Linked DNA regions of Mus musculus: region 1 is linked to region 2. Evidence: chromatin contacts called from ENCODE Hi-C or POLR2A ChIA-PET data. All regions are on one chromosome and are shown on one strand. Each heading gives the region's core, a stretch centred on a gene start or an enhancer-like site at or near the end of the contact. The rest is flanking DNA. Distances are from core to core; before and after follow the strand shown. Region 1 overlaps Auts2 (autism susceptibility candidate 2). Region 2 overlaps Auts2 (autism susceptibility candidate 2).

Region 1 (6,827 bases), core at 3,443-5,942, 46 kb before region 2:
GCATCTCTCACTTATCTGCACACCCATCAGTCTCTCCAATCTATGTACCTCTCCTCCTTCCCTCCTCTCTCTCCCTCTCCCCCCCCCCCCCCCCCGTGTGTGTGTGTGTGTGTGTGTGTGTGTGTGTTTACTTTTGAGGTAAATTGTCACCATGTAGCTCAGGCTAGCCCCCCAACTCCTTATCTTCCCTGCCTCAGCCTCTCCCATGCTAAGATTACACGTGTGCATCGCCACACACAGCTAGCTAGGAAATTCTTCATCCAGCTACCTGGTGATGGATTTTGTTGATTTTCATTGGGTTTTTGACTTTTAAAAATACATATTAACAATAGATTTTTATCACACTATTTTACTTGTGTACTCTTTAGCTTAGAGAGTGACCCTGAGTTCTGTAACCTTTGGGCTGTTCAGACTCTGGCTCTGAGGCATAAGGACTTTTAGGGTGTTCCTGAAGGCAACAGGAGCTGGGTGTTGTTATTGTTGGTTTGTTTTGCAGCAGGGCCTTCCTATGTAATCCAGGCTGGTTCATACCTCGCAGGCTGGCCTCAGACCCACAGAGATCCATCCAGGACTGCTTTCCAGGTGCTGGGATTACAGTTGTGTGTCACCGTACCCACCCTATAACAGATTTTTGTTTTCACTGTATTTTATTGGAGGCAGGGCAAGTGCCGTAGCATACATGTGGAGATCAAAAGACAGTGTATGTGAGTCAGTTCTCTCCATCCACCATCCTGGCAGTCACTATCAGCTCATCAAGCTTGGCCGCAGCTACCTCCGTCCAGGGAGCCATCTTGTCTATCCTAAGGATAGGAGTCTTTAAGTAGCAATATACGTCTATCTGTCTATCTGTTATGTTGTATTTCCTCTTTGAGACTGTATATTAGAAGTAAAAGAGGGGGGATAGTGGCTACAGGGATGCAGGTAGAAAAACAACTTGCACAGTAGGGCATGGTTGTCTCAAATGAGCTGAATATTTCAAAGTAGCTAGTAGGGGGATATTTTGGAGATTTTCAATCCAAATAAAAGAGAAATGTTAGCTGTGGCATGATACGTGTATTGATAAGTCACAGTGAGCTGGTTATGACAGCACCCACGAGGCAAAGGCAGCAGGATGGAGAGAGGGCTCATGGACAACCTGGATGACATCACGAAGCCTTCGCTCAAAACTTTAAAACAAAGGGCCTAGAGCGGTGTCTCTGGCCAAGAGCCTGTGCTGCTCTTGTTCAGTTCCCAGCACCCACATCAGGCAGCTCATAACTACTGTAAAGATAGCACCAGGGTACTGAATGCCCTCAGCTGTCTTCTTCAGGAGCCTAATGAAGGGTCAGGAGTTCAAGGTCATCCCGTAGCTACATATGAATTGTAGGCAAGGCTGTGCATTTTGATAACCTGACCAATAACAATAATAATTATTATTATTATTACCATTACTACTACTACTACTACTACTACTACTACTACTACTACTACTACTACTAAAATACAATACAGTGCCATGAAAGTAGAACAGAAAAAGAAAAGACTCTCTGCTCTGCTGGTAGCTGCTAAAGATTCCCCCCCCCACCCCACCCACCCCACCCCGAGTCTGACCATTGCCCCAGGCTACCACCTTGGCACTCTGAACTGGGATGGCAGGTTTCAGATGGCAGTGGCCATCGGCTGCTGGTGCCCCTGACCACGTGTGCCGAGGCCAAGTTTCCCCACATTCATTTTTCACCATCAGCCTCTCTGTCTCACCGTCCTTACCTAATTTTTTTTTTCACTCCAAGCTGTAGCTCCATTATTTTGGATGGAAAACAGTCCTCTGGCTTCTGATCTCAGGCTTAAATAAAAATGTCCTCCTGTTCTCCGTGATATATTTGCTTATCGGATTTATTTAATGAAATATGGATTTATGCCATAAATATTGGAGTTGGTGTCGTCCATATTTCAATTAATGGATCATTTATATGTCATGCTAACTTTGTAATTACCGAAATGTAGAAATATAGTGGAGGGAAATGAATCTCTGATCTCCTTTACATTCCGCCCCCATCTGAGGTGTCGGCAAGAGGAGGAAGATTTAATGTGAGGTTTCCTAAAGAAAGGGCAGGGGACTGGAGAAGCAGGTTCCTCCAGCAGGGCTGGTGGAGATTTGTATAGCACTGTGAATTCCAAGCTCCTAACAGTGGTGTGCTCGCTGTCCTCAGAGAGCAGGAAGTGAGGTCGTGGCCAGAGGGTCTGGCCATCAATCTACCTCCAGGTCTTCATGATCATCATCTCTGTCTCGGTCATAAAGCACAAACTATTTTCCCTTTTGCCAAGTCTCAGGCTTAAATGGCTCTAAATATACATGAATATAGATTTCTCACTGCGTCCTGCTGCCGGAATTCACTAGGAACCCTCACCTGACCTGGGAGAGAGAAAATGTGTCCTCCATCCCCTGCGAACCAGCAGCCTGTCACTTGGCTTCATCTTTGGCAGAAGGTTCTGCCCTGGATGGTACCCTAGTGATCTCTCTTGCTCTCTCTCCGTCTCTCATCCCCGCTAGTTGCTAGCCAGAGAAATCTGGCAAGAGGTGCCCAGACAGTGACTCTAACTCATGTACATAATTCTATCAGAATACATCCAATGGTGGAGGAAAAATCATTGTTCTCTCAACTAGCTGAGCTGAAGCCCGAGCAGAAAATACTAAAGTCAGCCGTGCCTTTGAGCTGCCTCTAACAGCGCCCTTTGGAGACCCATTTCATACAAAATTTGAAGCCTGTGTTTATTGCCCATTAAAGCAACCTTTATTTTATGGCAAATGTTGCAGTAATTGCCTTTTACGAAGAGCACTTTGTAACACACATGCACAGTTGAAAGAAAACCACTCTGGTATTGTCTATCGGGACGTAATGGCGCAATTAATTTTACTCCATCTGTTCCTGAGACTTTAAAGGAAAATGGATTTTTTTTTTGAGCGCACTTTAATGAAGAAGATAAAGCGGCCCGGCTGGTGTCCCACAGGCTCTGCGCAGTAAGTTCAGATTATTGCTCAGTCTGTCAGAATGGGCCGCTTCCCTCAGCAGCCGACACAGCCAGCAACCCGCTCTGGCCCCTCGCCGCGCCATTCCCGATGACAAACTGCCAGCCAGCTCCCACAAAAGCACGATTAAAATGTCAGCACAGGATGACGAAGGGGCCAAGAGGGTCCTCGGAGACAAACTGTGTTCAGTATGAGTTAATACTTTACAGCAGGGCTGGGGCCCAGCTTGCTTGCTGGCTGCTCTCAGGCTGTTGGCTCGCCTCGAAGACGATGAAAGGGGCAGGGCTGGCGACTCGGTGGCAGGAAGGATGTGCCCTGCGCATGTCTGTGTGGCTGATAGGTGTGTCACACTTTGGAAGAGGTACCTGTGAGCTTAGACCACTGAATTTTGGTTCCCCTCAGTAGGTTCTTAGCTATAATGACGGGGTTGGGGGTTAGGGGTGGGGTTTGCCCGGAAGGACCCTGTTGCCATAAGCTTTGTCTTGGATGTTGTCAGCATCTTTCAAAGATCACAAGGGCTACTGTGAAGATGCCCAAGAGTGAAGCCATCCATCACAAAGAGATGGCTAGGCAAAGAATATGACCATCATCACCTTAGATTCCATATGCCAGAGTCTCTAGACTCTAATGAATAACTGAGGCAATCAAGGTTCCAACAGCATGATGTCTTTCTGCCTGCCTGCCTGCCTGCCTGCCTGCCTGCCTTCTTAACTCAGGGCCTTAGCTGAGTAGCTAGTTCCTTAGCTTGTTCCAGCCTTAGCTGGTTCCAAATTTGCTGAGTAGCTGAGGATGACCTTGAACTTCTAATCCCCCTGCTGAACCATGCCCAGGTAATGTGGTCCTGGGGATCAAACCCAGGACTTCATGCATGCTAGGCAAACACTCTGTCCATTGAGCTGTGTCTACAGCCCAGCACAATGTCTTGTATTGGCCTATCAGCAACCCCAGGCCACAGTCCAGTAACCCAAGCAGAAGACAAGCCAGGCAAACTGCATCCTTTCCCCTGTCTCCCTCACTACAGCTGTGCGACCACAAGGAAGCGATGAAAAGGCCAGGGATTTACATCTCTGGCCTCCTGCAGAGACCTGGTCTGCCATCCTCGCCAGGCAGCAGGTGTGAGCTGCTGCCATTGTCCCTAATGGTTATTACCAGCAATAAGCAGGACAAATGTGAGGTCATCTCTCCCGCTGGCAGGTCAGAGGGGGATGGATGGCAAGCCCCTTAGAGACTAGGAAATGAGATGGTCAGTATCCATGGGGGAAGTGTCTCCAAGGCCAGGCTGCAGCGATGCTAAGCAAAGGGCAGAGGGGAGGGGAGGTGGGACGGAAGACCTCTTGTAGTGTGATTCCAGATGTCCACTCCTACTCAAGAGCAGTCAGGGGTGACCATTGTTAGTGGGGAAGCAAGCCAGTGTACATGCGTGGTACCGACAGGGTAACCACAGGGAGGAAGGAGGGCCCAATGCTGCTGGCTGAGGTCAGGGGGAGTTGGTTTCCTCCTGGCACATCACCACAGGGCCAAAGCCTCACAAAAGGTAGTTGAGAGAAGCCCTGCTGGTTTCTAATTAAACTTCTCACCGCCCTTCACCCTTCGGTCATTTATCCGGGGAGGACTGCCAGGCTTTCTCACTTCCTGGCTGCTCTCTCCCACTCTTGTCTTGTGACTGCTTCTCTGATGGCGAGGGAGCCTCCCACAGTTCTCCTGCTTATCTTATGTCCTCCTCTCTCCCTCTTGCCATGGTTCCCACCTCTCTCCCTTGATCTGGCCTCTCCTCTTCTCCTCCCCCCCCCCCCCCCAGCTTTCTATCAGCCCCATCTCCTGAAAGTGTTTTCCTGGATCCTTCTGCCTTTTTATGGTTCTCAAAGGTTCTTCCTTCCGCCACCAGTTTTCCTGTCTTGAACATCACCTGGCTTTTAGGGTACAAACGGATGTCTTGGGGGCTACTAAGTACACAATAGCTTCACTGTCCTGAAACATCAACCTCTTAAAGCAACCAGTGTTCCATTACCATCTCTGCAGGGAGGTTACAAGGGGACCTTTAAGTTCCTCCATACACTATAAGGTTGCTGGAAGGAAAGACAGACAAGGGAATGGGAGACTCCTTTTAACGGTACTCACTCCTGTGTCTGCTTAGAAGCCTTTCAGGGACTCCCACTGACACTCTAGGATGCAAGGGAGTGAGCGAACTGTACTCTGCAGGAATCTTCTAGCAAGCTCTTTGCAGAGCTGGAGGGGGCAGTTGAAGGGAAAGTCACCCCAATTTTGCTCTACCCCTCTCTCTTCTGCTTGGATTTCCTCAAGAGTTACCTCCTATCTCCAACCACCATAAAGGTCTCTGGTTTTCTGCCTACCCATGCCACTGAGGAGGAATGCTGCTCTTTTTGTTATTTTATTGAGATTTGTTTATTTCATTTTGTGTGTGTGTGTGTGTGTGTGTGTGTGTGTGTGTGTGTGTGCTCACGTATGCAATGCTTGCTAAATCCAGAAGAGGGCGTAGTGTCAGATCCCCTGAGCTACAATGTAAGGACTGGGGACATAACTCCAAACTTGGATCTTCTGCAAGAACAGCAAGCACTCAGAACTGCTGAGCCACTTTCTAGCCCCCTCAAGAGAAATATTTTAAATTGATGCTATTTTAATAATCCAAATAGTAGGCATACATTTGGGCCAAGTTAACGAATGCAGGAAATAGGAGAAATATTGTACTAGCCATAACCCAGAGCCAGGGGAGCTAGGAAGAGGAAAGCATCCTGAAAAGAGGATGCTTCCCTACGCAGGTGGCATGCCCAGGGAGCATAAATAATGGACTTGGAGCTTTGAGGTAGATAAGCAGGCTCCATCGTGTCTTAACTGCTGATACGCAAGAGACAAATTCAGGGTCTTTTGTTAACTCTCAGGAAAGACAGTCTCCCCTTTCTTTTCTCTTTGCACAATGCCATGTCCTGAGAAGTGTGCTGAGATGAGGGTAGCACGCTGACGGTTTTTATTCCTGAGGGGAGACATGGAATGGGGAAATATCACACCTCTAACCTGCATGTTTTCCTGCAAGACTCCATAGCGTTGAGGAACTGGGCACAGAGGCCTCTTGAATACTCCTTAGTATGGTTTTGCCTGAAGAGGGCGAGACGTTCATTCTGCAGTGTCTTTCATTTTAAAGTGTATGTGTGTAAAGTGTGTGTGTGCATATGCGCATGCATGTGTGTACTCGTGTGTATCTTCCTTTGTGCCTGATCGTGTGCACATGCACATGCATAGCATGCATGCTTGCAGAGACTAGAAAAGGATGTTGGTGGTACTTCAGGGGCGGAGTCACAGTGTTATGGGTATCTGTCAGGTGTGCTGGACTGCTAACTAACTCTTTGGTCTCATGATTGAACAGGAAGAACTTTTAACCACCAAGCCAGTGATTTTCAACCTGTCGGTCATGATCCCTTTAGGAATCAAACGGCCTTCTCACGGGGGTCAAATAAGAGCCTCAGAAAATACATGTATTTACATTACAATTCATAACAGTAGCAAAGTTACAGTTATGAAGTAGCAACAAAAATAATTGTATGCGTTAGGAAGGTTGAGAACCACTGCACTCAGCCATCTTTCCAGCCCTCATTACAAAGAGTTTCTATTCTCCTCCTCCAGCCCCAAGAAGCAACAAGCCTTAATGATGTGTAAAGTGGCTTGAGTACAGATCCCTGTGTCCATATGCAAAGCCGGAGAATATTTATAATATCAGTGCTGGGAAGGCAGAGACAGGAGGATTCTTAGGGCTTGCTGGCCAGTCGGTATAACCAAATTGAAGATGTTTAGGTCAGTGGGAGACTTT
Region 2 (7,522 bases), core at 1,697-4,196:
AACCAGCTCAGAGTCTGAAAGTGATGTTAAGAAATCAGAAATATTTTGTGTATTAAGCTACTGGAATACAAAAGACATGATGTCTTCCAGCCTTGGACTGGAAATCTTCCAGAATTGGGCCTGATGTAGTGGTACGTGTCCGTAATCCCATCACTGGGAAGAAAGGAGGAGTAGAGACCTGCCTGGGCTATGTAGTAAGATACCGTTGCAGTAAAACTAAACAAAATGAAGTGTCCAATTAGGAAGACTGGGGCTTTGCTGAATTTCAAAGCTGTTCAAGATCTGGAGGTCAAGGTCACCCTGGCTACATAGAGACTCCAGGCCTGCTGGGGCTACAGACTACCTTTCCTCTAAGTGGATAGTTAAACCAGTCCATTTCCCCCAAACGTCATTTTGCTGTATTTTCCAGAAGGCTAACGCTTGAAAGAGACCTTTGATTTCCAAAATTAGTTTTATTAGAGGGATTATAATATGTTGCTATGTGCCAGGCATGGTGGCGCACACCTTTAATCCCAGCGCTCAGGAGGCAGAGGCAGGTGGATTTCTGAGTTCGAGGCCAGCCTGGTCTACAAAGTGAGTTCCAGGACAGCCAGGGCTACACAGAGAAACCCTGTCTCAAAAAAAAAAAAAAAAAAAAAAGAAAGAAAGAAAGAAAGAAAGAAAGAAAGAAAGAAAGAAAGAAAGAAAAAGTTGCTATACACCAAGTACCCACCCCCATTTCTTTTTTGAAAAATTAAAATTTTTTTATTGCAGTTATTTATTTATTATTTATTTATTGTATGTATACTTATGGAGGTCAGAGGACAGTTCTCTTTATACACTGTGTGGGTCCCAGGTATGAAATTCTAGTTGTCACGCTTGGTGGCAAATGCCTTTACAATCTTTACAATGCTGAGCCTTCTTTCTGGCACCTTGGGGTAAAAATTGTTTTTTTAATTTATATTAAGAGTTCAATGACATCAGTGGTGGTGAAGTACCTTCACAGAGGTGAAACATGTATTTACTATTGGTCATTTATTGATTCATTTCACTAAGGTTTTTACCATGTGCCCTAGACCATTCTGAAATTTAATATCTTTTGTCCAAGTACTGGGATTATAGAATTTCAGTGTTGACGGTGGAGAGATGGCTCAGTAGTTAAGAGTGCTTGTTCTTGTCAAGTTCCTAGCACCCAAATCAGGCCACTCACAGCTCCAGGGCATCTGTCCTATGGAGCACTGGAACACAAGTAGCACACTCAGAGGGGTGGGGAGGGAGGGAGAGAGAATCTTACACTTGATTAAAAAGGAAAGAGCGGCTGTGTGTTCTGGTAGAAGGTCAGTCACTTAAATGACTGAGGGCCGAATTAATGATTTCATCCATCCATCCATCCATCCATCCATCCATCCATCTCTGCCCCAACGCGCTTAGCTTAGCTGAGCTGGCTCCAGGGGACATCCTGGTGATAGATGATAAGTTACCATCCATGGAGCGAAGCTTTGACTTTGCTTTCCCTGTCTTTATGTTTGCTGCATAGAAGGGGAAGCCTCAGTCACCACTTGGCTGGTGTGAATGTATACACAAGTCGGATAGTTTGAGGAACTGTGCAGAGGGAAGGCAGTTCATGAAACCTACCGTGATTCGTGGGATGAGGGTTAGATCAAGATCTTTTTCTTCTAGACTAGGAACCCAACCTCCCATCCATGTCAGACAGTACAAAGATTATGTTATATTGTGCACCTACTGTGTGCCCAGAATCTGGACCTCCACCCCCATCTCAGAACCAACTCTTTGCATATGAGATTGGCCTAGAGGCAATTCAACCCCGGGCTACGGGCCTAGTAGCCTCTCCTTGGTTTAGAGCAAATCTCGGAAGCTGTAACTGCAAAAAGGACCGGAGCGTCGCGGTTCTTGCCCGTAGAGGGAAAGGCGCCATGGGGACCAGGGGCCGGTCCGCAACCGGAGGCGGGATGTAGTGGGAGCCACAGCTGTCAGTGTCGCACCCAGGGACTGCGCCCCCGCGGGGCCAACCGGGCGCCAGGGTGGAGAGGAGGGGCGGCGAGGGGCGGGGCACGTGGGGCGGGACGGAGGAGGGGCGGTGGCACCGGCTGGCGGCTCCGGCTGGGCGCGCCGAGAAGTCCCGCTCCGAGAGCCGCGAGCGCCAGGAGTAAGGCGCGCTCGGTACAATCCGGGCAGCGAAGTCCAGAGCGCGAGAGCAAGGGTGGGAGAAAGGGGTGTCCTCGCGTCACTACCAGGGACCCCCCTTCTCTCCCTCAATCCAGCCCCGGGTAGCCGGTGGCGCTGGCGGCGGGCCGCCTGATGGAGTTCACTTGAGCCAGGAACAGGCGGGAGAGGCAGGCCGGAGCGGAGCTAGTCCTGCGCGCCCCGTAGCAGCTTCAACCACAGCTTTCCACACCGCAGGCGGGCAACACCCGCGGCAGATTGCGACTCCCGGAGCGTGTCGGTGCCACGCCGCAGCGGGCCCAGGACCCATCAGATCAGCCCGCGGCGGTGCCGTACCGGCGGCACCCGCTGTTGGGGAGCCCGAGGCGGCCGCCGGGGAGCTGCTTTCGCCTCTGCCGCCGTACGCCCTCCTCCTCCTCCTCCTCCTCCCTCTCCCTCCTCCCTCCCTCCGCACATGGTCTCCTTTGTCCTGTCGCCGCCGCAGCCGCCTCGTTCTTAGCTCCGCGCGCCGCGGCAGCGGCTCCCGGGCCGCTGCTCTTCAGCCCTGCCAGGTCCCCAGGGCGCACCAAGTTGAGCCTCTGGTTTAAGCCAGCCGGTTCCCCGCGCGCCCCGCAGGAGCAACCAGGAGAGCGCGCGGGCCGGGCCCCCTCCCCATCTCCCCGCCACCCGCCCGGGACTTGGCTGCGTTGGATGTGCGCGCGCGGCGTTGACTCCTGGCTGCCGTGGAGGAGCCGGGTGCTGCTGCTGCTGGCTCTGCTGCCGTTTAGGATCCGGTTCGGATTTGGTTCGCGTGCCTCAGCTTTGAGACTTTGGAGAGGAATTAGCAAAACACACAGACTTGTGGACCTAGCCGGGCCGGCTGGAGTTGGGCGTTTTCTCTGCCTTGGGTTTTGGTTGCTCTCTCCCGGTGGTGTGTGGTGATCCACCCGGAGAGAACCTGACGGAGGACTCAAACCATGAACTTGGGGTTGACAAGACCGCCGAACCCCTGGCGACCAGGTAATGTTGCCCCACCACCACCACCGTTGGGGGGATGGGGTGGGGTGGCTGGCTCGCCTGCGGTCCGCGGTTTCGGGGGAGGAGGCAGGGGTCGAGGGGTCTTTTGTTGCGGCCGCAGCCGGGCCAGGGTGGTAACGGAGGCGGGCTGCTGGCGTCTGGCGGGCCTGGCCTTCCTCCCCCACCCCTCCCCCGCTCCCCTTTGTACTTTCCTAGCTCCCTGAGCTGGCTGGGCTCGGCCGGTGAGCCGTGAGTGCCTGCCGGGGGAGGCCCTAGCCAACAGAGGCGATCCCACCTCCGGGAGTGAACCCATAGCTCCCAAGGGAGATCCGCTGGACTCCTAGGCTGGGAATGCCCGCACCGGCTCGGGCTAGGAAGGGCTCCTTGGAGCGGCGCTGCCTGCTGACGGGTCACTGTCCTTGGGCTGAGCTCCGGGTCCCCGCCCTCCCGCTTGTGCGCACGCGGAGCCCGGGGAAGCAAAGGAGAGCTAGCTGGTGCAGGAACTCACCCGCGCCTAAGTTTCTAAGAGAATTGTCTTTGCACCTTCTTCCTGCGGGTGCCGTTTTGGAGAGCTACCTTAGCGAATTGAGTTTTAAGGGGTTCCGGGTACAGCTTCAAACATCTGGGACCCACCCGTGCGCACGGGAATTTTTTATTTCTTTATTTTTATTTGTTTTAACCAAACTGCTTTACCCAACTTTTCCTTCTACGCCAGCTACAGCTTCTAGACCATAAAAAGTATTGACATAAAAGGCAAATAGTACCCACCCTGCCGTAAAATGCCCCAAAGAGCATGTTTGTCTGGGAATTTTAGGTTGTGCTTCTAAGTGTATATAAAACTCATCAAAGCCAATCGAGGTGAGGAAATGAAATAGCAACTGATATTAAATTCTGTGCGGCTAAAGGTAATGGTTGCTGGAGAGAAGCGGGAAGGCATCCATGCGTCTGCCACTAGATCCACCGCACCTGCAGTCCTCATTGCTAATTTAAAAAGAAAAAAAATTAGGGAAATGAACCAAGTTATAGAAAGAAATGCACTTTTTTCTTCTAAAAGCAACGAAATGAAAATGTCCCCACGATTAAGGCGCCCAGCGATATGTACAAACGATTTTTTAAAAATACGTGTGTATGTGGAGGGTATATGAAGAGATGAAGGGAAAACTTGCAGGAATCAGTGATCCCCTCCACCTTTAAGTGAGTATGGAGGATCCAACTGAGGTTGTTGCATTTGGCAACAAACCTATTTACCTGCTGAGCCATCACGCCCACCCTGTATGGATGATTTTTCAGTCTTGTTGAGTGAAGGAAAATTACTTGAGGACCGTTGAAGCAGCTACATGGAATCTGCACCTATCAAGGCTTTGCCTGGGAGACTTACTTGAAGAATTTGGACGAAGATGGTCCAGGAGGCCAGATGGAAGAACAAGGGACCTTTTTTATTTTTATTTTTATTTTTTAAACCAAGGCACCGAGACACATGTACCTTTGGTGTTTTTTTGCCTTTCCAAAGGAGGCCTTTTTGAGACACCCCCTGACTGTAAGCAAGGCACAGGAGACAATTCAACACTTTGTGACTGATGCCAGTAAATTGAAGGGCTCAAAAAGCTTCCATTAGAAGGCATCGCTCCAAGCATCTTGAATCTCCGTCAGACATATTTCCTTGACAACCATTGGTCACAGAATCATCAGGTCCTCAGGGTCACTTCATTATCTACTTGAGAGCATACTCAGAGCCTAGTGGTGCTCACAAAGGTGACAGAATCACAGGGGCTGCCGCCTACCGCCTAATCCAGCTCTGGCTCCCATACCTAGAGCCACGCAAATGCAGCCTTAACAAGTTGCTTCTCCCTCTCTCTTCTTGCAGTTTTGGAAGAGCAGCTAATTTTTTTTTTTTTCTTTTAAACCGATTTCTTTAGGCCCATTAGACTCACTGTAATAGAAAAACCCCAACATTTTTAACAGTTATTTTAGTTCTGTAACATAACAGAAGAGACAGAATATTGCTCTCGTGTGCATGTGTGTAGGTTTTTTTTTTTTTTTCCCCCTTTCTTTCAAAAAATATTAACTCCATTTTGGTTTTGAAGCCGAGGCTTGCTAGTGACCATTCTAAGAGTATTTCACATCATTTTAAGGACGATGAAAACTCTTTGAGTTGCCAAGTTTTAGACTGCAAGACTTAGAAAGACATAGAAATCTCATTATGATTTGGGAATAGTAACACCTTTGGTGCCACTGTGTGCTTTTTCAGATTCACGAGTCTCTGTGTGCAGTGCAGATCAGTGAGGCTTTGTAACTTAATATTCTTGAACTGTTTAATGCTGAACACCCTCCACGGGACCTTCTTTGTGGCTCATTTTTATGAAATGCTACTCTAATAATATAATTTTGTTTAGTGTTACTTATGATGTCAGGAAAAGCTCTGTGTATATTTTATTCTAACTGCAAAAGCAGAGGGGTTATCTCTGTAGGATTTTTCACGAGTGAATGCAATTGAATACTTATTTTGTATATTTTTTGCCCTTGAGCCTATTAATCCTCTGAACCACCGTATAGAAGGAAGATTAGAATAAAATAAATGAGAGCCAGCCATAATAAAAATAGGCTAGGTCTTTTTATATCCCTGGCCTTGTGAACTGGAACATTTCCCTCAGTTATACGCAGAAATGTTTCATCTCCATCAATGTGGCCTTGGAAAACTACATAGAATATCTTCTTTGTCCCCCAAAGCCAGCCCAACTTCCCTTACCCCTACCCCCCACATTTCTTTATCCCATATAGAGTGAACATTCTGTGCCTTGCTTTGTCAAATGTATGCATCTTGGTATAAAACATGAAAGATCAGAGTTTTCTCAGAGGGGTCACAGGTCAAACATAGCATGAGTGTGGCTTGACCATTGATTGACAGGTCGAAGTGGTATCTTCAAATAAGAAGAGTGAGCTTTCTTAATTTTTACCTGTTTTCCGCGTCCTAGAAAGAAGCAGTAAATCCTGCAATATTACCGTCTCTTTCATCAAACTGGCTCACCATTTCCTCCCTAGAACATTAGTATATAATTTAAGCTGACTTTATAGTCTTTCTGTTTAAAGAGGCGCATTGCCTTCCCTCACACCAGTATAATAACTAGCTGACATGATCCCTGAAAAGCATGAGAGATGGCAAAGTGACCAGGTTTTAAATAGGGTCAGCTCTCATCCAAAACACTGAGTTTGGCCCTGGTGACCGTGACAAACACTGAACCTCGGGATCATCAAATACATCTTTAAAATCAAATTCGTTTCTGGATATCCTGGCTGACACTTTGGTGAGGAAAAGCTTAATGTCAAAAATAACCAAAAAACAAAACAAAAACAAACAAACAAAAAAAAAAAACCACATTTCTGATTTGTAGAAGAAAATTGAAAAACAAAATCCGGTGTCAAAAATTTAAAAATAAATAAATTAAAAATTAAAAATAATGATCTGTCAACTGAATTAGAAAATCGTTTTGTGAATGAACTAAATTGCCTTGTGAACCATTTTGTAGAAATATGTTTTGCACAGATAATAATAAGGACACATTTTGAAAATCAGATTTTTTTTTTCTTCCTTCCCCCAGCAAATAGCTGCAGTGCAGGCCTTTCTGCAACAGTCAACCAGCACCACCTGATGGAGGATTTGGGGAAATCACTGACTCTTACATTCTTCCTAAAAATATAGTCAATTGATTTAAAATGATAGCAGCCGACAAGGCTGTGGTTGATAGTCTTCACTGACAGTCCTAACGCTTACCCTCCCCTTTTTGTTTTGCAGGCTTCAGATGCTAGCTCTGAAAAACTCTTCAACACTGTTCTTGTAAACAAAGGTAAGACCCATTTATTACACTAAAGGATGGCTTTTAAAAATGAATAAGTAAATGCATCTCGTTGTCATTGTCCAAGAAGAAAGAGGAGAGGAAAAAAAAAATCCATGTGCTCTTTTTGTCTTAGCATTTTTGTGTTTTTGCTCCACTGTGGGGTCTGGTGGTTTTTTGAGGTGCAGGAGGAAAATGTTCATTTTTGAAAGAATTTCCCGATTCCTCGTTTGAATTGACCGGTGGTGTTAATTTTGTGTGGGATGCTGCAACAGAGAAGAATGGTTTTACAATGTCTTGATTGTTAGTTATCAACTTCCCGGCAGTCAGAGCACTATAAATAGTGTGTGTGTGCGCGCCTCGGATGGTAATAACCAATGGGGTATTTAATATTCACGGCGTTAGAGCCATAAACCAAGCCTTCTTCTGCTCTGGGCTCTCTGTAAAGTTAATAAATGAGCAAGAGGGCAGAATTTAAGTACCCACTTCTCCATTGATTCCTTCCAAACCTCAGTCCATAGATTAAGAGAGGC

Evidence for each region. A loop is a pair of places that touch in the nucleus more often than their neighbours do. ChIA-PET counts read pairs that join two places held with the same protein, here RNA polymerase II (POLR2A).
Region 1: a map of heart shows a loop between it and region 2 (2.1-fold over the local background). The contact joins two enhancer-like sites. A Hi-C loop is called at or near these places in 6 of 37 maps with a recorded cell type or tissue (gastrocnemius, heart and left cerebral cortex). POLR2A ChIA-PET finds 5 or more read pairs at or near these places in 2 of 5 experiments (both embryonic stem cell).

What each region holds. Positions count from the first base shown.
Region 1 is chr5:131,582,161-131,588,987 of GRCm38, reverse strand. The region is part of intron 5 of Auts2 (autism susceptibility candidate 2); the gene reads left to right. Among named protein-coding and RNA genes, the nearest start is that of Gm29681, 170 kb to the right of the region's middle. Within about 2 kb of position 4,692, at least 1 of the 3 ENCODE cell types and tissues checked has a DNase peak (open chromatin) inside an H3K27ac peak, as active enhancers do; it is heart, where a contact is called at or near this core.
Region 2 is chr5:131,533,300-131,540,821 of GRCm38, reverse strand. Auts2 (autism susceptibility candidate 2) reads left to right here. Exons shown (of 20, transcript NM_001363480.1): 6 at 6,950-7,001. Among named protein-coding and RNA genes, the nearest start is that of Gm29681, 120 kb to the right of the region's middle. Within about 2 kb of position 2,946, at least 1 of the 3 ENCODE cell types and tissues checked has a DNase peak (open chromatin) inside an H3K27ac peak, as active enhancers do; it is heart, where a contact is called at or near this core.